Linked DNA regions of Mus musculus: region 2 is linked to region 1. A link is a loop called in an ENCODE intact Hi-C map of the cell type or tissue named here. Cell type or tissue: gastrocnemius. All regions are shown on one strand. Links, peaks and the distances in the headings refer to the core of each region. The heading gives the core; the rest is flanking DNA. Region 1 overlaps B3gnt2 (UDP-GlcNAc:betaGal beta-1,3-N-acetylglucosaminyltransferase 2). Region 2 has its middle 60 kb from the start of B3gnt2.

Region 1 (10,696 bases), core at 1,215-9,214:
AGAGGTCAGACTGGCCTCTGCCACTGCATACCCAGAAACACAAGGTCATCCTCTGACCTCCCTCGGACACTCTTCTTCACGCCACCAGAAAAGAACATGTCTTGGTTTTCTCATTTATCATCTTCTCATGGGCTTCTTTCCCGAGTTTCCTACTCTGTCCTTTGCCCAGCACTCTGTCCAGATATTCTCATGTCATTTACCGTTCACAACCAGCTCCCAAGTATAAAGCAATTAAGCTGTGGAGAGCTAATCCCAGTAGGATTGAGCTTTGACCTTTGAACCAGACCTAGAGCCTGTGCTCCTGTGCTGTGTATCACCATCAACATCAAAGAGGACAGAGCACCTCTAATGAAGAGCAGTCTTTAAATCACAGCATTTGTTGACACTTGAAGGGGCATAAAACAATTCTCAGAAAAACCAAGGACTGAGATTTTTATAAAACAAAAGCAAAAAAAAAAAAAAATCAAATTGAGAAAGAAATGACCCATAGCAAATGGTCAACGAGGTACTGAAGCAATGCTGGTCTGGTAACAAGCACCATTCAGGCCATGGCTGGAATCCCCTGGGTGTTTTATGACTCACGAGTTACTCTTGATTAGTTACTTATTCCCACTACAGAATGAAAGATTGGCAAAGGCTCAAACTAGCCCCGCCACAAACATGTTCATGCAATCCTGTTAGAACTTTTAGCCTTCCACTCCCTCCAGTAGCAGAACCTGACAGAAGGGAACAGTACCACAACCCAGGCTCCCCTGCCCTGCAACCAACCTATCAGAGACAGAAAAGGCAATCGGGTAGAGCACCAGGTACAACTGCACTCAACTGTTCACTCAACAACACACACATGCCTTCCCACGGGATTGCAGCCCAACTGCAGAAGGAAACAGATTTCTAATCCAGGCAACCATATAGATTTCCTTATTTACAGAGGAAAACCAAAGTCCCCAGAGGCAAGGGCCTCACTATGCTGAGGTCACCCACAGGGAGAACCAACATGTCACTGTCAACCTTCAGGGAGAATTATCATTGGTGACAAGGTCTTTTTCCACAGTCTATTAATTCTAGTTCAGTAACAAAGTAAACGAAAAAGCTCCATGAAGTTGAACCTCTTGTTCCCCTCACCCACTTTGGGGCAGCTTTATTACTTCTGCCTTTGGCATCTCCTGCACATTTATCTGACTTATCACTCTCTAACGACATGTGTGACAGGACAACAGAACTCTTATTTCTAATCAGTCTGACACTCCACAGACAACAAAGCTGAGGACAAGAAACTCACAGGGCTCCAGGGGCAGAGGAGGAAGCAGGGGGACAGAAAGGGAAGACTTTTCTGCCGTTTTTTCAGGCTGGGTCTTCAACCAGGGGTCGTGAATTTCCTACACAGGGGCAATTTCCTCAAGGGCAACCCTGAGGTCCTGGTCCTCATGACTTACCTCCCAAGTGTGCTGAGGTAGCAAGCAGGTGCAGCCAACCACGCCCAGCTTTTAGGGAAGCTTCCGCTTTCTGATCAAGTCTCTAACAGTGCTTGCGACAATCATCCTTGGATAGATTCATACATGAGCCACCATTTCTCCTCTAGTCCTTGGCTGGCTACTTGCCAGTTCTTTTACGGTGAGTTTTGTCAAAAACCTTTTCTCCTTAATACCCCACTTGCTAATACTAGGACAACATTACCCAGTACCATCCTCAAGACAGTGGAGCTACCTGAGAACACTCTCAGGAAACAGTCACAACTAAGTAGGTCTATAAACAAACACAGGCCCAAGGGATGGGGAAAGGGAGGAAGAAGGCAATTAAAAATTAATAAAAATGCACAAACATAGATTACAGTACTGGACTAGAAACAGAATCCCATTATATAAAGGGTGTAATTGCTTCTGGAAATAAGCAGGCCACTGATCTTGGCTTGGTAATCTTGGTGTAAAGGTAGGCTGGGGGCTGGGTACCCATTTCTATAGATTCATACAGTAAAAGCCAGTTAAAACAGTTAGAAGACAAACTTTAAGTAACTATTAGAATGATCATGACCATAGTGTGCTCCAAGGGCTCTGATGTCCTCTTTAACCCCTAGGAGCAAATGTGTATGTATGTACGTACACACACACACACACACACACACACACACACACTTACTTAAAAGTAAATCTTCTAAAAAATTTCAATTAAGGGATAGAGAGATGGTTCAGTGGTTAAGAACACTGGCTGTTCTTCTAAGAACCCAAGTTCAGTTCCCAGCATCTCATGAGAGGCTTAGCTACATTGTATGTACCTTCAGCTCCAGGCCTTCTGGCCTCAATGGGCACACACATATGTGGCACGCACACACACAAAGTAAAAAATTTAAAAATAAAAATTTTAAATCACCTATGTAAAGTTAGACCTGGTGTCATAGTCCTATAATCCCATCACTTGGGGAGTCAGGAGAATCACAAGTATGTATGAAGACATCTGGACTACCCAACAAGACCGCCTTAAAGCAAACACACAAACAACACAAACCTAAGCTATTCTCAGCACATACTCTATGGGCAAACTCTGTCTTTCTCAATTCTAACTAACTATATTTGGTAATTCCTATGCTCTATGAAATAAAGTTCGAGAGTATCTCAAACACCGTGTTTATTTTAAGTAACCTAATAAATTGCTTTGGGAAGTTTCAACTTCTCCGCTGTTAGGACAGAGGCTTCCAGTAACAAATTTTCCCAAAAGAGAACACGTCCTTGATTACTGTGAAGAAGACACCAAGGGAAATAAGAGACCACAGCCTGAGACTCCACAACTCCTAGACTTACTGTATTACAGTCTCTTAAAGGACAGCTACCTGACTCTTCTACAAACAGGCGTGAGAACTGGGAATGTGACCCAGCTAGATGAGTGCTTGCCTAGGCTGCCAGAAGCCCTGGATTTGATCCTTAGCACCACACATGCTTATGGTCGCATTAGGAGTAGAAACTGGAAGAACAGAAGTTCTTCACTACACAGTAGATCCAAGGTCAGTGTGGGTCAAACAAAGCCCTGGGCACGGAAACCACAGCAGAGCCTGGTGGTGCAATGCAGTAGCAGAGCACATGCCTAGAATATCCAGAACTTGGGCTCCACACTTAGCAAGGCAAAACAGACAAAGATAACGGAACTCATTACTTGGTGTGTTAATTTTAGCCCAGATTTTCTTTAGGTAGAAAATTGTAAATAACAAATGGCACTCCTACATCCTCATTGTGCTCCTTCCAGCTGTAGGTCTAATCAAGGGCCCACAGAATGCATAAGCCAGGAAAATGGTTACCAAGTCTCCTCCCTCACTTTAGGGAGAAACTGGCCCCTAAGGCCAGAAACTTGGCTGAGGTTCTGACTTCTGAGAGAAGCAGGAGGCAGCAAGAAGCAGTATGGAGTAGAGGCATGGAGGGAAGACAGTCATCCCATCGAGCACTCTCAGGGACTTGACCCCCCTCCATCCAGAAGTGCTACTGTCAATGCCTTTGACGGGTCTCTTGCTTCTTAGTTCTACCCCATCCATGAAGGGCCAGGCTCAGTCCCTGCTCTCTGTGGGAACTGTACAATCACCTCCTGATTCTTAGTGCCCCACACAGAGCAGCCCACCCCTCTAAAAGAAGAGAAGATCTAGTCCCCTCAATGTACCTCTCCTCCCAGGTCTGTTTGCCAAACAGAATGGCTCCAGGAAAGCTGAGACTGGCTCTGAGCCCAGAGAGAGGCAGACTACATGCCACACCTCAAGAGCCCTAAAAGATGGATGCCCCCCTAGCACCCCACCAATAAGAACCAAGTATCACTCTTCCCATGCATCCAGTCGCCTCTGCCCTATGGTAAGAGTCCATCCATCCATCTCCTCCCAGACTATTCCTAGGACATCTGGCTCTGGGGTGACACAAACAAGCCACCCTTTCCCTCAGGCCTCACTTCCAATTCCTCTCTACCCTCTTGGATGTTGTTTAGACTTCAATTTACTGAACAGTATCTGCGGACTGTCTTGGCTACAATTTTAAAATATTTGCACATAGATTTAAAACACATTTACCTTCAAAATAGTAATGTATCTTTCTCTGGCCACTCACCAAGAAAAATTAGTATTCATTCAATATATGGGCACACTGAGGAACTGACTGGAAACCCAGTCTCTTTGAATAAGTAATTCCCATCACCTCAGTACTAAATCCCAGCATGTACTACTATTATAGGAACTAGGGCTGCAGCAATCCACCCTCTAGGGCTGAAGGGATTTATCTGCCTCACCCTACCCAGGACACTTCCCTCTCCCCTCGGCTTAGAGCCTGCAGCAGACAGGATATGGGTAGGGTGGGGCAAGAACAGGATTGCCCGAGGCTTCAACACATTACCGGATTTGAAAATTTCCATTATAAAGAGTTTTTTTTTTTTTCCTTTTTAACAGAAGACCCAACAGAACCTTGAGAACAAAAACTCAAAAGAAAACACTCGGTTAAAAATAGGAGTATATTTTTAGTTAAAAATAGGAGATATTTTAAGTTCATTTGAAGAGAGGTAATTCCTTATGTGGCAAAGAATAGTAAAATGGTTGCCTCTCATTTAAACAAGCAAAGCAAACAAGGTACAACTGGTACCTATCAAGGCCTCAGAAAGATGCCTCTGAAACATGGCTGGGCACTCAGCTTGTGCTACAGAGCCTGCCACACTAGCACAGTGAAGGGCTAGAGTCACATTGTATCTTTAACTTGTGTTACTTTTATTGTATCATTTTCTATTGTTTGGGGTTTTTTTTTTTCTGTTTTTTCTAAATATTTCCCATCTTTGGTTGAATTTTCCACTACAGAGCTCCAAGATTAAGAGGGAAGCATCTGTTTATAAACTCACTTTGATCTTTTTTTGTATTAGACAAATAACTCAAATAATTCGATTTTTAAATGTCACTGGGCTTCCCTTGACAATCTAAGGCCAGACCTAAAGCAGACCTAAAGGATTCATTTAAGGGCACAGGCACTTAAAAGCCAGGGATGGACAAGACAGACGTCTGTCGGTCTGTCTGTCTGTCTGTCTCTCTCTCTCTCTCTCTCTCTCTCTCTCACACACACACACACACACACATGTAGTGCATTCCAAAGAGCAATTTCTTAAAATCCTCAACATGAACTCTTAAGTGTGGAGTTCACGGGTCACAGAATCTTCCTAAAATGTCAGGACCTTCACAGAACAGACTTGGAGCATGCGTTCAACCCATGTGTGAATGTGGTCTCAGAGAGCCTGAAGACAGTCTCAAGCAGACCAGGCTGGACTAAAACTCAGAGATCTTCTTGCCTCTGTTGCTCAGAGCTGGGATGAAAGTTATACTCACCAGCCAACCCTAAGGTTTTATTTGGTTGTTTTTCCCTCCCAAGAAGGGCAGGAAATACTGCCCTTAACCAGTTGCCATAGTTACCAAGATGCTCGTCATCAGCCCCAGAGTCAAAAACCACCATCAATAAAATCTCTACTGGCCTGGTTGGCCATGCTACCCACCCCAAGGCTACTGCCCTAGAGTCCCACTCCAGTAACAGCAGACACAGGCCCCTAGGGCCAGGGTCAAGCAGTGGCCTCAATTTCTGCCCTCTCTGGTGGTCACAGACATGCTCTCCTTGCTGGTGCTGCTAGCCCTACGCTGACCTTCCCAAACAACCCCCTTCCCAGCTAGACTGTCATAGTTCTTGCATTCTACTTACTTACAGCCCAACACAGCTTACCATGATTTCAGCACCACTCTCCTCCTCTTTCTCCTGACTGGCAGCTTTGGATCCTAGGCAGAGTCCTCAAGATGGGGACAAATGGCAGTCCCTTAGGTAGAGCTGGGCCAACTCTGCTGCTGGGCTTTCCCTTAGCAGACACTCTGGTCCCTGGGTCTCTCTTAGACACCACCCCAAACTCTACCCAGTCAGATCTGCCTGAGGTTCACACTTCCCCACGTCTGCCTTTATGTTTCCAAATGCCACCCCCTCACAGAGTCGGTTTTTTCCCACCTCTAGAATCTGTCAAATGAAACGTACACTTTAACCCTGGACCACTCCCGGGACCCTCAACTTTCCCTTTCTAAAACCAATGAGGTACTCGGACAAATACCAACATGCCTAAAACAGACAGAGGCTGGGGAACAAGCTAACACTGATGGCCAGGGACAGCAAGGCAGCACCAGCACCCCTAAGGGGAGTGGTAGGCACAAGAGCCAAAGGGCAGGATGGTAATGGGAGGGAGAGAAGAACAGAGGTAGATATTCTAGTAGACCCCAGAACTGTCAATACATTTCAACAGAAACAGGAGGAGTCAGCCCAGAGAAGTGACCTCCAGATATTTCCATTTTTAAAGGATCCCTCCAGCTTGTGAGACCACATATGCAGAATAACAGGAAGCAGGCAGTCTGCAGATCACAAACTACACCAGCCTCCCAGTGTGCCTCCTCTCCACCTCATGCTCATTTCTTCAACAACTGCAAAATCATTCAATGGCTCTCTACTACCTCCTGTCTCTACATGGTCACTAAGGTTGGTCACCTCCCCTGTTCTCCAAAGCTGGGGTGTGGAGAGGGTATTCCTCTGACCTTGCATGCTTGAGCCTCTTGCTGTGTCCTCGGCCCTCCAACTGCTTTCTCCTTTTGAAGCATTTTTCATTCATCATTGTGAGGTGAAGTCTCAATGCCACTTCCTCAGGAAGCCTTTCTTGTCTGCTCCCAACATATGCTGTAACCGTGTGTGGAAACACTCCAGACCCAATAGGACAAAGGGGACCCAGACCATAGCAATCTGCCTGCAAACACAGCTGCCACAAGCAGCCATCACTTCTCAAACAATGTGCCAGCTTCTATGTGGACAGTCTCAGGCCTAGGCTTTCAAAGACTTGCTATCTATCATTTGCTAGCACCCTCTAAGGCAGATCCACAAGTGTCAATGTCACCTAATGCAGCAACAATATGCTTTTCCTGGTTATTCCAGAAGTGCTGGAAAATGCAGAGGTGAGCCCTTCGAAGGGGACAAATGAAGTCAGTGACAGGAGGTTATCCTTAACTTGCCGTGCAACCAAAGGCATTTCCCTTTAAGATATCTTGAATACTGTTTCTAAGTAAATGTAAATAAAAAGATCCTTTTAGGAGAAAATAAAAAACAAAGCAAAAGAGTGAAGTATCAATCATCCAAGATGCAGTTAAGAATGAGACATGTGCTAGGCAGTGGTGGCGGGAGGCAGAGGCAGGCGGATTTCTGGGTTCCAGGCCAGTCCGGTCTACAGAGTGAGTTCCAGGACAGTCAGGGCTACACAGAGAAACCCTGTCTCAGACAAAACAAAACAAAACAAAACCAAGAATGAGACATGTCCATTAACACATGAGGGTGGTTTAACCAGTCAGAGTGAAGCATGCAATTAAAGCAACTGCAATGTGCTCTCACTTTTGGAATAATTCACTCACAAAACATGAAGTGGTAAAGGCCGTCTGAGCACCTGAGTGCTTAGTCACGGCTCCTCGGGAACTCTATCACCTCACCTGTTACAAGCTAGCTCATACCAGCCAGGTGCCCAAACAGCTCCGGGTGAGATAGCCAAGTGTGGCCCCTCAGAGATAAATCAATGAAAAAAGAATAGGAGGTCATCAACTTTAAAGACACAGCTTATTTCAACTAAATGCCACAGAGCAAGACCAACATTTGCTAGGCATGGGGAGGTGCACCAGGACTAGGGAGGCAGAGGCAGGTGGGTCTGAGTTTGAGGATCAGCCTGATTTACATCCTGAGTACCAGGGAGCCAGGGTGGAGAGGGTGTTTAAGACTGTCTCAAAATGATCGGTGTGGTGGCGCACGCCTTTAATCCCAGCACTTGGGAGGCAGAGGCAGACGGATTTCTGAGTTTGAGGCCAGCCTGGTCTACAAAGTGAGTTCCAGGACAGCCAGAGCTATACAGCGAAACCCTGTCTCGAAAAAAGAAAAGACAAAAAACAACAACAAGAAAAGACTGATTCAAAACAAGACTTATTAGCTTTTTTATAATGACGTAGATTATTTAAACCAAAAATACAATTCCTTTAGCTATCAGCATCTCAGGTACTGGTGTTTTATTAAATGTGCATGTATGAGCACATGCTTGTGAGCACCAGTCATGAAACAAAAGCAGAGGTCAGAGGAAAACAAGTGGGAATTGCTTCTCTCCTTCCACCATACTCATAAAGTCCACGTCAGGCTTGATGATAGGTACCCCCAAACTCACTGAGAATCTCAGCAGCCCAGGTATCATTCACTTTAATTTTCCTATCATCTCACATTGATAAAACTGAGGTTCAGGGAGACCAAGCAACTTACCCACCATCACACAGCTAGGGGCAAATCCAGCTTTCAAATCTCACGGGTTATAAAACACTACATATGCTACAGCAGATTCCAATTAACTGCAGGATAGAGAAAACCAATCTATGGTGAGCACCTTTAGAAAAGGGACAGAGATGGGCTGGCGAGATGACTCGGTGGTTAAGAGCACTGACTGCTCTTCCAGAGGTCCTGAGTTCAAATCCCAGCAACCACATGGTGGCCCAAAACCATCTGTAATGAGATCTGATGCCCTCTTCCGGTGTGTCTGAAGACAGCTACAGTGTACTTATATATCTGAGAGAGAGAGAGAGAGAGAGAGAGAGAGAGAGAGAGAGAGAGAGAGAGAGAGAAAAGAAGCACAGAAACCTAGTGAAACAGCTCAGGGTCTGACTGTGTAACATAAACAGAACCTCACACTGTGCCTCATCAACTAAAAGGAAAAGCTTAGCTAACAGACTCCAAGTTCATGCTCCTAACTATCTTACCTTAGCACAGCTCAGGGAGCCTTGCTATAGTCCTAGAACTGATCACCATGACTAATAAGTTTGTTTCTTAAAGGGAAAGAAATGAACAGCTACTAAGCAATATACATTGTTATTACACCAGAGTGAAGGCTCTACACAAACCTAGTTTTAAATGTAACAATGGAAAGTGGCAAGTATCAATTGCTTGGCTAATGGGAATTTCCCTACCAAATAAAAAAAAATTAAAAAAAATTAAGCCCTGCTGGAGGGAATGTCTATAGACAAACAGAAAATAATTTCAAATAATTTCTTACATTTACATAAGGAAATGTGGACACCTAACCTTACATAAATGTTAAAAATGTGCATTATATTGTAATCAGATACAATGTTGGCTCTCAAAGAGTTTGAATTTTGTTACAGTAATTAAGCCACATCAAGCAAACAAAGCAGGCAGCAAAAGAGTTAAAAAAAAAACCCAACACCACCACCACCACCAACAACAACAACAAAAAACTCACAGAAGGGGCAACATACAGTTGAAAGGAATAGAAAACTCAGTAGGAATAATGTTTCCAGTAGTAGCTGCCCCAGGAACAAATCCTCCACAAACAGTTGGTGCCTCATGCTTCCCACTCAGGCTCTGTTCAGACTGGCAAACTTCTCCAGCAGTGGCTAATGATGAAATCATTACATCAATTCTCAAAAAGCCTCACCTCACACATGCGCACACCTCTTATACAAACAGTAATTGCCTCTCCAGAGAGGAATACATTCATCCTACCATTTGAATATATTCAGCAAGTGCCCACTCCGTCCAGAAAGGGAAAAGAGACAGCCAGAGCTACATCTAGGGAGGGCAAGGTGAGGTGAGCTGGAGCGATGCACTATCTCCTTTACTGGACGACTTCAGTTGTTAGGTAATACTTATAGCTTTCAAATGAAGCGAGCCTCATTCAATTCACGATTTAATCCGTAATCACTAAAAAATGTCAGACAACTGATCATAATGATTTTTGACCCCAGAGCAATTACAGAAGACCAAAAGACCTCTATGATAATTTCTGAGTTTTGGTAATTTATGTACCACTATTTGTGTGTTATAACAGGTCGTATTACCAAATATTAGCTTTTAGACCAGCCTTTTAGACCAACCAGCATCATTTTTAGGTTAAGCAACAATGTTTGGATCTTGTTTCCTAATATAACCCTTAAAAAACCAAGCACACACATTTGAACCAACAGTATAGGGCAGAGTCAACAGTAAATTATCGGTTCCCCTTTCCCTTTTTAGCCTAACTGTACTATGTGAGAACAAGGGAAATCCAAATTATTTTAAAATTGTTTTTTGGTTTTCTGAAACAAGGTTTCTTTGTAACCCAGGCTGGCCTTCTGAACTCTGGCAATCCTCAGCCTCTGACTCTGAGTACTGGGATTAAAGGTGTGTGAACCACCATGCGATTTTTTTTTTAAGCAAGTATATCTTCAAAACCGTAAACCATCTCTGTGCTCAGGCCTTCAAAAGCAATGGGTTTGGGGTAAAGCAATTCATAAACAAATTATGTTTCTCTCAAAGACTACCTCTCCCTTAGGTCTTAAAAATCTACTATCTCTGTCGGTCAAGCTTGGGTGATTTCAGACTGGACAAATCTGACAAATCTGAACAGTTCCACCAGATGACTGGTTTTTGGCAAAGGTAAGCTGAGGCCACCAAGAACTTCGTTATGATCTCTATAAGCGCTTAAGCATCTTATTTGTCCTTAAAAACAATCTTACTGTCCAAGTATCCCATTCCCGAAACTAAATAGGGGATACAAGCCTCTTAAGGAAAAAAACATTGTCATTTATCAGCACGTGGCAGAGCAAGCCTCTAGAATGGACTCCTAAGTTTAGCAGAGAATCCGACATTTACACAAAAACACTAAA
Region 2 (10,696 bases), core at 1,894-9,893, 52 kb before region 1:
CGTACTCCCAGGGGACTGCTCTACTAAAAGCAAGCCTGAGGTCAACATCCACCAAACACAACCACTTTCCAGTAAACAGGGACAAAGGGCCTCAGCCATGGATAGAATGTCCCCTCTGGGGTGGCTGTCATATTCTCCTGACCCCAGAGCTAGGTTACCTCATGGAGTCAAACCACAGATATGAGGATGTCATATCAGAATAACCATATTAAAAGGGGCTCATCAGTGATGATATGGTCTGGGTGTTTACCAACTGGGTGAAATCCTTGGAGCTGAAGCTGTGTCTCAGTGGTTAAGAGCACTCACTGTTCTTTCAGAGAACCAAGGGTCAGTTTCTAACACCTACACAGCAGCTTACCACCATTCGTAACTCCACCCTTTTCTGACATCTGCTGGCACTAGGTGTACAAATTCAAACACTTACACACATAAAATACAAATAAACTAATCATTAAAAAGAGAAATAAAGAAACAAAGCTGTCTCTTTGGGCAAAGGAAACCCAAGACCCTAGCACATGGCTCTGACTCTCCATAAGGAGGGGAGATGCTTTGTGGTGGTTTGAGAAAAATGGCCTCCATAGGCCCATAGGGAGTGGCACTATTAGGAGGTGTGGCCTTTTGGAGGAAGTGTGTCATTGGGAGTGGGCTCTGAGGTTTCAGAGCCCAGTGTCACTCTTCCTGCTGCCTGCTGATCCAGATGTAGAATTCTCTACTTCCTCCAGCATCATCTCTGCTTGCTTACAGTCATGCTTCCCACCATGATGACAATGGACTAAACCTCTAAACCTGCAAGCCAGCTCAATTAAATGTTTTTCTTTATAAGAGTTGCCGTGGTCATGGTGTCCATTCATAGCAATAAAACCCTGACTAACATATGCTTCATTTTGTCATTATGAATACAACACAGAAAACAAGGTACAATTAGTTTCCTAGCCTGCTTATTTTATCAGACTGCAGAGACTAATGAGAAAGGCAGAGTACATCCACCAAGAGTGAGGTGACCTTAAAGGGCTGTTATTAGGAAAGTATAGTGGCCTCATAAGGGAAGAACCAGGGGCAGGGAGCCACCAGTTTCTTAAATAGATACCATGACAGCTGACACCTTGCTGTTCTGGCATTGTGCTTTGCCTATCCAAAGCAAACTTGTGGTCACCTAAAACATGTGATTGCAGAAGACATGTCACAGCATTGGGTGACCTAGCTGGTGATTCAGGTGTGAGCTCAAAGAAATCCTGGCTTTGGGGCATCTGAGGGAAGTGACAGCCAGAGAATCAGAGTCAGCCCTTACCCAGAAGTGATGAGGGAAGGCATTAAGAACCCAGCCTTGGCCTCCTCCTGACTGTGGAAGGTAGAATGTATGCCTAGTGTATAGCCACATCCTGTCAGGATTTCTAAGAAACACATGGCCTGCATGTAGTTGTTGTCCTGGGAGCCAGATGTATAACAGTCTGGACACATGAAGCTTGAAAATGCAAAAACATCCTTCCAGCTGCTTCCTGCTTTTTCTTCCTGAACTAGAATGATGTAGAGGGAGGTAGCAATTCTGAAATCAGATGGAAAGTACTTCTGTCTATGATGCTGGGAAAGGGGGATGGCCAAAGGGCCAAACACCGTCCTAAGAAATGAGATGATTAATAATTCATAGCCCTGACTGAGATGACAAGGAGCAAACGTGAAGGATTCACACCCTCTCTCTTCACCAGTTTGCAAACATCCTGGTTGACCCCTAGTTGGGAAGAAATAGCCAGTGGGATGGGCTAAAACCAGACCTCACTTACTCATCACTCAGCAAAGTCTCTGCTCATTGCATGCCGCACAGTGCCAAGGCTGCACACAGGGATGGGATAAGGCAGACAGTCTCTGCTTCATGCGTCTCCAGGACAACAACTACATGCAGGCCAAGTGTTAAGGGCCCAAGACCTGTATCCTGTACCTCAGGACGACAGCTGGAGGGCTACTGAGATAGGCAGATAATTCTCTTCCTGTCGGGAAATAGAGCCTGGTGCATGTTGTTGCCAGCCTTAACTGAGCAACCCCAGAGCTGAGGGGTATCAGTATCTTAAGGTACTAAATTCCTGGGGAGACTACACAGAGGCCCAGGTTCCCACCCTGACGGGAGAAGAGACAGCATGAGAAGTCTCTCGTTGATTTCTCTGAAATAATGGCCTTTACTCATCCCTGCCAAGTGGGAGCCTACACCTTTTAGTGCCCAGGTCTGGGCTGGGAGACAGGTGAGCTCCATCCTTCCTCTACCATGTGCATACTGGTTGCTAGGGGTTTCTAAGCTGTGCTGTCATGCTCACACAATCAACTTCAGAACACTTCCATCACGCTAAAATGAAACTATCTTCTGCTACTAGTCTCCTGACATTCCCAGTTACAGGCAAACACTAACCCTCCATCCACAGACTTCCAGCAATTGATAAAAATGTAATCACAGTCCATGCTGTCATGCACCTTGTGTGTGTGTGAGAGAGAGAGAGAAAGAGAGAAAGAGAGAGAGAGAGAGAGAGAGAGAGAGAGAGAATACATATGTGTGTCTCACATATATGTGCACAGGTATGTGTTGTGGATTTGGTTTACTGCTTGTATTACATTAATTGGGTTCCTGAAATTATACAGGTCTGTATGTAGGATGCTGAGGGTCTCTGCCCCCAGTTGGCTTTGATTGATAAATGAGGTTGCCAGCAGCCAATAGCTGGGCAGGGAGACAGAGGCAGGACTTTTAGGATTCCTGGGCAAGAGACACAGGGGAAGAAGGTGTCATGCTGAGGAAGGAGAAGGTCCAAGCCTAAAAAATGTAGGACAGAGAGACAGAGAGACTGTCAACATGTAAGAGTCGGGGATCGTGCCCAGGCGGCGTACAGGCCTGGTTCTGGGGCAGCCAAGATGGAATATAGGTTTAGTAAGTAATAACTCAGGAATATCAGAGGAGAGAGTGTGTAAGCCATGTGGAAGTGCCCAGTCATTGAGCTGCTTAAGGCATATTAAACATAAGGCTGTGTGTGTGTCTTATTCAAGAATCCACAACATTGGTATGGTAGTGAGGAACTTGGGCTGCTGCTGCTGGGCAGATAGAGTGGATTAATCTACTACAGCTGCAAGTGTGCTCATGTGCCATGAACTGTGGAGCTAGAGATTGATGCTGAGTGTCTTCCTCAGTTGTCGTCATCATTGTCACCATCACTATCAATCATCATCATTATTTTGAGACAAGGATAGAACTGGCCTGGAACTTGCTATGTGGACCAGGCTGGTCTCGAACTAGATCTGCCTGCATCCACCTCCCAAGTTCCAAGATTAAAGGTGTATATCACCACACCCGGCTTATTAGTCTATTTTTAGACAGAGTCCCATCATATAGCTCTGTCTGGCCTGAGTTTGCTATGTAGATCAGGCTGGACTCCAAAATCACAAAGATCTACCTGTCTGTGCCTCCTGAGTATTGAGACTAAAGTGCCATCGTGGTTGTCTTACCTTTTATGCTTTTAATTTATTTTAGATTTATTTAATTATATATAATATAATATATTATAATATAATATATAATATATAATATAAATATATTACAATATAATATATATATATATATATATATATATATATATATAGAGAGAGAGAGAGAGAGAGAGAGAGAGAGAGAGGTTTTAGGAGAGAGCTAGAGTCCCAAAACCTAGTTGCCAACTCTCCCACAAAGCAGGATTTTGGGGTTTGCACTGTGAATTCAAAGACTGAAATTCATGGACCACACTGGGTGTGTTTTAGAGAAAGATTTATAAATTTATAAGTAGGAAAGGGCATGGCTCTCAGCCACATAGCTGACATTCCCCTGCATGTCAGATAGGGAAAGGGGACTTCAGAGATAGGGTGGGAAGCCCAAAGTACCAGAAAAGGTACACTTGGACTCTGGCTGGAACCTGAAAGAAGAGGGCATAAAAGAAGACTCACAAAGGTGGGCAAACCCACAGAGCCTCAGAGAGGCTTCTGAGGACTCTCATTAAATTCTTAAATTATTCGTCCTACCTCTTCAGCATAACTCAAGGTACACAGGCCTTCCTCCCTAGGGAAGGGACCCATGTGGCTGGCCTGCCTGACTGTACTACCTCAGTCTCCACCCAGATAATTCCATTCTTTCTACTAGGAGGCAAGAGCTTTCCATTTAATTGGGCCTTCAATGTTTCTGTTGATAGGCTATTTCTCCAGATGGTGATATTAAAGGCATGTTTATTTAGAAGCTGCTCTTGGATGAGTTCACCATCCCCAAGGATTAAAGCTAGGGGAGTTGCCATGGGGAGTGGGGTAGGGGGCGAAAAAGAGAGAAAAGGCCCCTGTGTGTGGAGAGGAAGAGGAGAGAGAAAGGGGAGAGCAGGGCGGGGGGGGGGGGGCAGAGGGAGGAAGGGAGAGAGGGAAAGAGAGGGAGAGAGGGAGAGAGAGGGAAAGAGGAAGAGAGAGGACGGAGGCAGACAGGGAGAAAGGCAGAGGGAGAGAGAAGCAAAATGCCTGCATTCTATAAGGAGAAGCCTCTGAGGGAAGGGCAGCCCAGCCCTGGGCTGGAGAGTTCAGGGTTGGGGGCAGGATATGCCAGGTAGGGACTGAGGGATGCTGGGAGAACCTGGAGGCCAGGTCTGCTTTGGTATGTAAAATACATACCTAACATCTATAACACCAGCCCCTGGTCAGCCGGTTGCTTCTGTGGCTGAAGCTGCTTCCCTCCGCAGCCTCACCTCTCCCTGTAGACATCAAAGCACAGTGGCTTCTCTAATGTTCAAACCTTTACCTATCCCAATATGGTGCATCATGGGAAATCCAGAAGTCAGGTCAGCAACAGATGTCACTGGTTTCAGACCCCGGAACAAGGGACTGAGGTACATGTTTTACATATCAAAACAGACCTGGCCTTCAGGTTCACTCAGCATCCCTGAGTCCCTACCTAGCATACCCTGCCCCCAACTCTCAGTGAGAGCCAGCCTTTTCTTCTTCCTCCATGGTGACTTCCGTGGCCTCCATCTTTGGGTCCAGTCAACTCGACAGAGAGCAGATTGCCAACAGACCTGCCTTTAATATATTCTTATCTGGTTTGAATTGACACATTTCAACAGGAGAGAAATAACTTACCACTCACTAGCTTTGAGGAGCCTCCCATGGGTCTCTTCCTGTTAAACCTGAGACAGAAATGCCTTGATTACACTCAGAAGGAAAGCTGTCTCTCTGCCTTGACCCACCATCATCTCTGTGGCTTTCAGTGCAGTTGCAGAATACAGTCTGGGTGCTCAAGCAAAGGCCATGGCTGAAGTCCTGCCCTCGGCTATGCTGCCTGCCCGCTTGTAAGCAAGTAGTTCAGGTCTGAAGACAGTGGAGCAGAAGGTGGAAGATTCAGGTGTCTGTGAGGTCGTGAAGGACAGTGGGGGTGGCGGGGGGGGGGGGCAATATGAGAACATCACATAGTTGAACTGTGCCTGGGGTGGGAGATGGCTGCCGAGAACCAGAACTGTGGGCACAGGATCCATACCCACCCCAGGTGAAGGTCAGTCAATCGGGTAGAGGCAAGGAGGGTTGTCATTAGCAGCACAGTTGAGCTCAGGTGTGAGGAGGCCTAGAAACAAAGCGTAGTTCTCTGCAGGAGAAAGGCTCTGGGCCCAGTAGTCTCAGAAGCCTAAATTATTAAACCTGTGAGAGGAACTGGCTTTTGTGAATGCCACGAGGGACAGATCTGCCCTTCCCTGCTCTGCTCACAGCCCATAGGAGAAATTCAGCTGCAACAGTGTGACCAGAAGTGTAAACCGGGAGACCCAGCTGGCATGTGAGGACAGCCGTACCTGGCCCCGCCCCCACCCCGCCTGCCCTCTTGGGATCCTCAGGGCTTTTTGTTACAATCTTGGGCTCACTTCCACCTCCCTTGGCTCTGCTTCCTCACACACATTTTTAGCATTCTTCATCCAGCAAAGTAGCTTTGTGTCGCCTCCCTTCCAGCCCTCCCACCACCCCCTAAGCAAACCTGCAGTTCACCACCAGCACCCCGCCCCTCGCACAAGGAAAGCTTAAAACCACCAACCAGCAGATTCTAGGGTGGACTACAGAAGCCCCTCCTACCGTCTGGAGGTGTTCCAAGGAGGCCAACATTGCTGATTCTGCTGCGGCTCACTCTTCCTCTGAGTCTTCACACACAGTCTCATTTCCAATGTCTGGAAAAGAAAAACAAGAGGAACCACCTGACTATAAGTCAGAATGGTGCCATGAAACCAGAAGCAATCGATGCCAGCCTTTCTAGCTTCACGACACTGGCCATGCTAGCTTCTAGACTGCCCCAAAAGAGAACCCTGGTGGCCCGGGGATGACCGAGTGGTTCACGGAGCTAGTTAACTCCCTCCTGGCTTTCTCTCCTAGAGGCTCTTCTCAAATTCCGGGAAACTACAGATTTCCTATCGATATTGGCTGATATGGGTGGTTCTGTGGACATTTCCAGAAAGGATCCAGGTTCTTGGGTCCCCAAAAGAAGAATTTAGCAGAGAAAGAGATAACTTACTAAGAAAGAGTACATACACTTCTAAGGACAGAGCTGGAGCAAGGCTAGAGCCACTCAGGTGCTGTGCTGTACAGAGTTGGAGGCTATGTCAGGTAAACATGGGGTTTCCACACATGCTCTGTTACCTGTAGTTTTGCATTATTTGCTTCAGGTTTCCTTCGCATCTTAACTTTCCACCCATGGTGTGCTTTTTAGTAGTAATGAGCTGTAGCTTCCCTTCTGACAGTCCAGGCACTAGTGCCTCTGCGTCTGTTGATTTTGTTTTGTTTTGAGACAGGGTTCCAAGTAGCCAAGGGTCTTATTCAGGGTTTCTATTCCTGTACAAAACATCATGACCAAGAAGCAAGTTTGGGAGGAAAGGGTTTATTCAGCTTACACTTCTACACTGCTGTTTATCACCAAAGGAAGTCAAGACAGGAACTCACACAGGGCAGAAACTTGGAGACAGGAGCTGATGCAGAGGCCACAGAGGGATGTTCCTTACTGGCTTGCTTCCCCTGGCTTGCTCAGCCTGCTCTCTTATAGAACCCAAGACCACCAGCCCAGGGATGGCACCACCCACAATGGACTAGGCCCTCACCCTTGATCACTAATTGAGGAAATGCCTTACAGCTGGATCTCATGGAAGCATTTCCTCAAGGGAGACTCCTTTCTCTGTGATAACTCCAGCTTGTGTCAAGTTGACACACAAACCCAGCCAGTACAACTGATCCCTTGTCAACTTAACAAACACATCACTATTAAGCCTCAACCCTTACTTTTTATTCATCTCCAAGATCTAAATAACTTTAAAAGTCCCACAGTCTTTACAAGTTCTTATATGTTAAATTTTCAATCCCTTTAAAATATCCAATCTCTTGAAATTTAAAGTCTTTTTGCAGTTCAAAGTCTCTTAACTATGGGCTCCACTAAAATACCTTCTGACCTCAAGAGGGAAAAATATCAGAGCACAGTCACAATCAAAAGTAAAATCAAACTGCCCAATGTCTGGGATCCACTCACAATCTTCTGGGCTCCTCCAAGGGCTTGGGTCACTTCTTCAGCTCTGCCCCTCCAAGTATACACCTTGTCTTCTAGGTTCCAGCTGCCTATACTCCACTGCTGCTGCTGTTCTTGGTGGTCATCTCATAGTAAAGGCATCTCCAAAAATACTGCTGTCTTCCGATGCAACTAAGCTTCACCAATAACCTCTCATAAGCTCTCTTCATGGTGCCAAGCCTCAACTCCTTTGCATGACCCCTTCAGTCCTGGGCAATCAATTGCAACTATGGCTGCACCCTCACCAATGGCCTTCCATGGCCTCTTACAGTGCCAAGCCTCAGCTGCTCTTCATGACTCCTTCATGCCTTCAAAACCAGTACCACCTGGGTGACTCTTACACATTACTAACTCCAGCCACAACACAAGGTACAACCTTGGTTATCTCTGGAACACAGCCTCTTTGTGCTCTCAGAAAACACTTCCCAGAAGATTTCACCTCAATGATGCTGATCCTTCTTAATCACCACTAATTTCTTAGCTCCAGCTAACCAGCATCAGCAGTCCCAGTAATGCAAAGGTTTCACTTTAGTAGTTCTGGTATCTTGTTAATCACAGCTGATTCTTCAGCCCCAGCTAACCAGAACCACAGAATCTTCACAATCAAAACAGCAATGGCCCTGATAAGAGTCTTTAACCTTCCCTCTGGAATTTTATAAGCCAGGTCTCCATCTAGAATTTTATAAGCACTGTTCTCAACATTATCTTCCAAGCTCCTACAGAACATCCCACAGACACCCAATAGCTCTTCTAACCCAAAGTTACAAAGTCCTTCCACAGTCCTCCCCAAAACATAGTCAACTTGTCACAGGAGTACCCCACTCCTGGTACCAATTTGTCTTAGTTAGGGTTTTTATTCCTGCACAAACATCATGACCAAGAAGCAAGTTGGGGAGGAAAGGGTTTATTCAGCTTATACTTCCACATTGCTGTTCATCAACAAGGGAAGTCAGGACTGGAACTCAAGCAGGTCAGGAAGCAGGAGCTAATGCAGAGGCCATGGAGGGATGTTTCTTACTGGCTTGCTTCCCCTGGCTTGCTCAGTCTGCTCTCTTATAGAACCCAAGACTACCAGCCCAGAGATGGCACCACCCACAAGGGGACCTCCCCCCTTGATCACTAATTGAGAAAATGCCTTATAGCTGGATCTCATGGAGGCATTTCCCCAACTGAAGCTCCTTTTTCTGTGATAACTCCAGCTTGTGTCAAGTTGACTCAAAACTAGCCAGTACAATATGTATATGTATATGTATGTGTATGTGTATGTGTATGTGTGTATATATATATGTATATGTATATACACACACACACACACACACACATGCACACACATATGTTTGTGTGTGTGTGTGTGTACACATACAAGCTAGGGGAAGCAAGCCAGTGAGCCGCACCACCTCTCCATGGCCTCTGCATCAGCACCTGACTCCAAGGTCCTGCCCTCACTAAGACACACACACACATAATTTCATGTCATGTGTATTTGCTTGAATACTTTTTTTTAAGATTTATTTTATTTACACAAGTACACTGTAGCTGTCTTTAGACACACAAGAAGAGGACATCAGATCCTGTTATAGATGGTTGTAAGCCACCATGTGGTTGATGGGAATTGAACTCAGGATCTCTAAGTCAGTGCTCTTAACTGCTAAGCCATCTCTTCAGCCCTCAGCTTGTTTCCTTATAGAACCCAAGACTACCAGCCTAGGGATGGTGCCACCTACAATGGGCTAGCTCCTTCCTCCCCCTTGATCACTAATTGAGAAAGTGCCTTACAGCTGGATCTCATGGAGGCATTTCCTCAAGGGAGGCTCCCTTCTCTGTGTTAACTCCAGCTTGTGTCAAGTTGGTACACAAAACCAGCCAGTACACCAGGCTAGGTTCATAGGCTCAAACTCACTTTGCAACTGCAACTGACCTTGAATTTCTGATCCTCCTGATTCCACTTCCAGAGAGCTAGAATCACAGGTGTGTGGCAGACACCACATGGGTGTGCATGTTAATCCAGTGCCACACCCCCAGGCCTCTAACTTGCTGGCATTAGTGTGTTTGTGAGTGTACATATGTATGTAAGGACCAGAGGTCAGCCTAAACCTCCAGTACCATTTTTCAGATGCCACTCACCTTTATAGATCTTTATAGGGTCTCCCCCTGGCCTGTAGCCTACCAAGTAGGCTATGTTAGCTAATGAGCCCAGGGGCCCTCTTGTTTACCTCACCAAAACAAGGGATCTAAAACATGGGTTCTGAGGATCCAACTCAGGTTCTTGTGTTTTCTGGACTTATTTAATGTGCTAATTTTGTGTAGCTTTCGACAAGGCTTTGACACCTCACTCTCTGCACTACTTTCCTGCCTCACTATTGTAACTAAGACAGCCTAGGTGGCTGGGGCACACGGCACAGCTCTGGGCTCCTGGTTTTCTTTGTTTGTTTGTTTGTTTGTCTTAAATGGTGTGGCTCGCCATTTCCTCCTGGGCACAGTTCTGCATTCATATTTACTTTCATCTGGAAAAATTGCCCAAGCCTTGGAAATGGGACAGAGATTTTGGAACTCCCTTTGAGTAATGCTGGATTTGGGTACTAAGAGGCCTGGCCCAGGGAATTATCTAATTTTCTAAGTAGTACATCTCTTTTTAACTTGCTAATTGTTATTAATCAGGATATTTTACAAAAACAATTTTTGTGGCCCAGGTTAGCCTTGAACTCAGCACCCTCCTGCCTCAGACTCCAGAGATGGAATTACAGGCATGAACTGACATTTGCATCCTACTGGCTCTTATTTGTTAAATATGTTTCTGATGCATGTTTATTTGTATAAAATAATAAAAATTACATATTGAACCTGACTTTTTCATATAATTGTACTCTCACATACTCTCACATAACACTACTATAACAAGGATTCAGAACAGGCCTGTCGGCTACAACTTCCCCTGTTCTTTCACAATCAGAACCATGCTTGTGACTTCTTGGCAGGGTACAGATGGACATGGTGAGTGGGCGTACCTGCATCTATGAGCCTTCCAGCTAGGACTGTAGGACTCCCTGGTTGTCCCCCTCTGTCAAGCCCAGGGCAAGACTGCAGTCTCAGAACTCAGTTCTGTGCTACTTACTGTCCCTTGGCTGCTCCCCTGAC

Evidence for each region. Hi-C counts contacts between places; a loop is a spot of excess contacts. Peaks named below come from ENCODE experiments on the same cell type or tissue, not always from the same donor. Only the 100,000 strongest peaks of a DNase experiment are listed, where the experiment ranks them.
Region 2: a loop joins it to region 1, with 2.4 times the contacts of the local background. A loop is called at or near these places in 5 of 42 quality-filtered maps.

Annotation. Positions count from the first base shown.
Region 1 is chr11:22,847,293-22,857,988 of GRCm38, forward strand. The region is part of intron 1 of B3gnt2 (UDP-GlcNAc:betaGal beta-1,3-N-acetylglucosaminyltransferase 2); the gene reads right to left. Among named protein-coding and RNA genes, the nearest start is that of B3gnt2, 7.1 kb to the right of the region's middle. In gastrocnemius, for the core only: no CTCF peak of the experiment used is centred there; no DNase peak of the experiment used is centred there; H3K27ac peaks cover 4,451 bases.
Region 2 is chr11:22,794,263-22,804,958 of GRCm38, forward strand. No RefSeq gene overlaps it. Among named protein-coding and RNA genes, the nearest start is that of B3gnt2, 60 kb to the right of the region's middle. In gastrocnemius, for the core only: no CTCF peak of the experiment used is centred there; a DNase peak (open chromatin) is centred at 5,991; H3K4me3 peaks cover 256 bases; H3K27ac peaks cover 689 bases.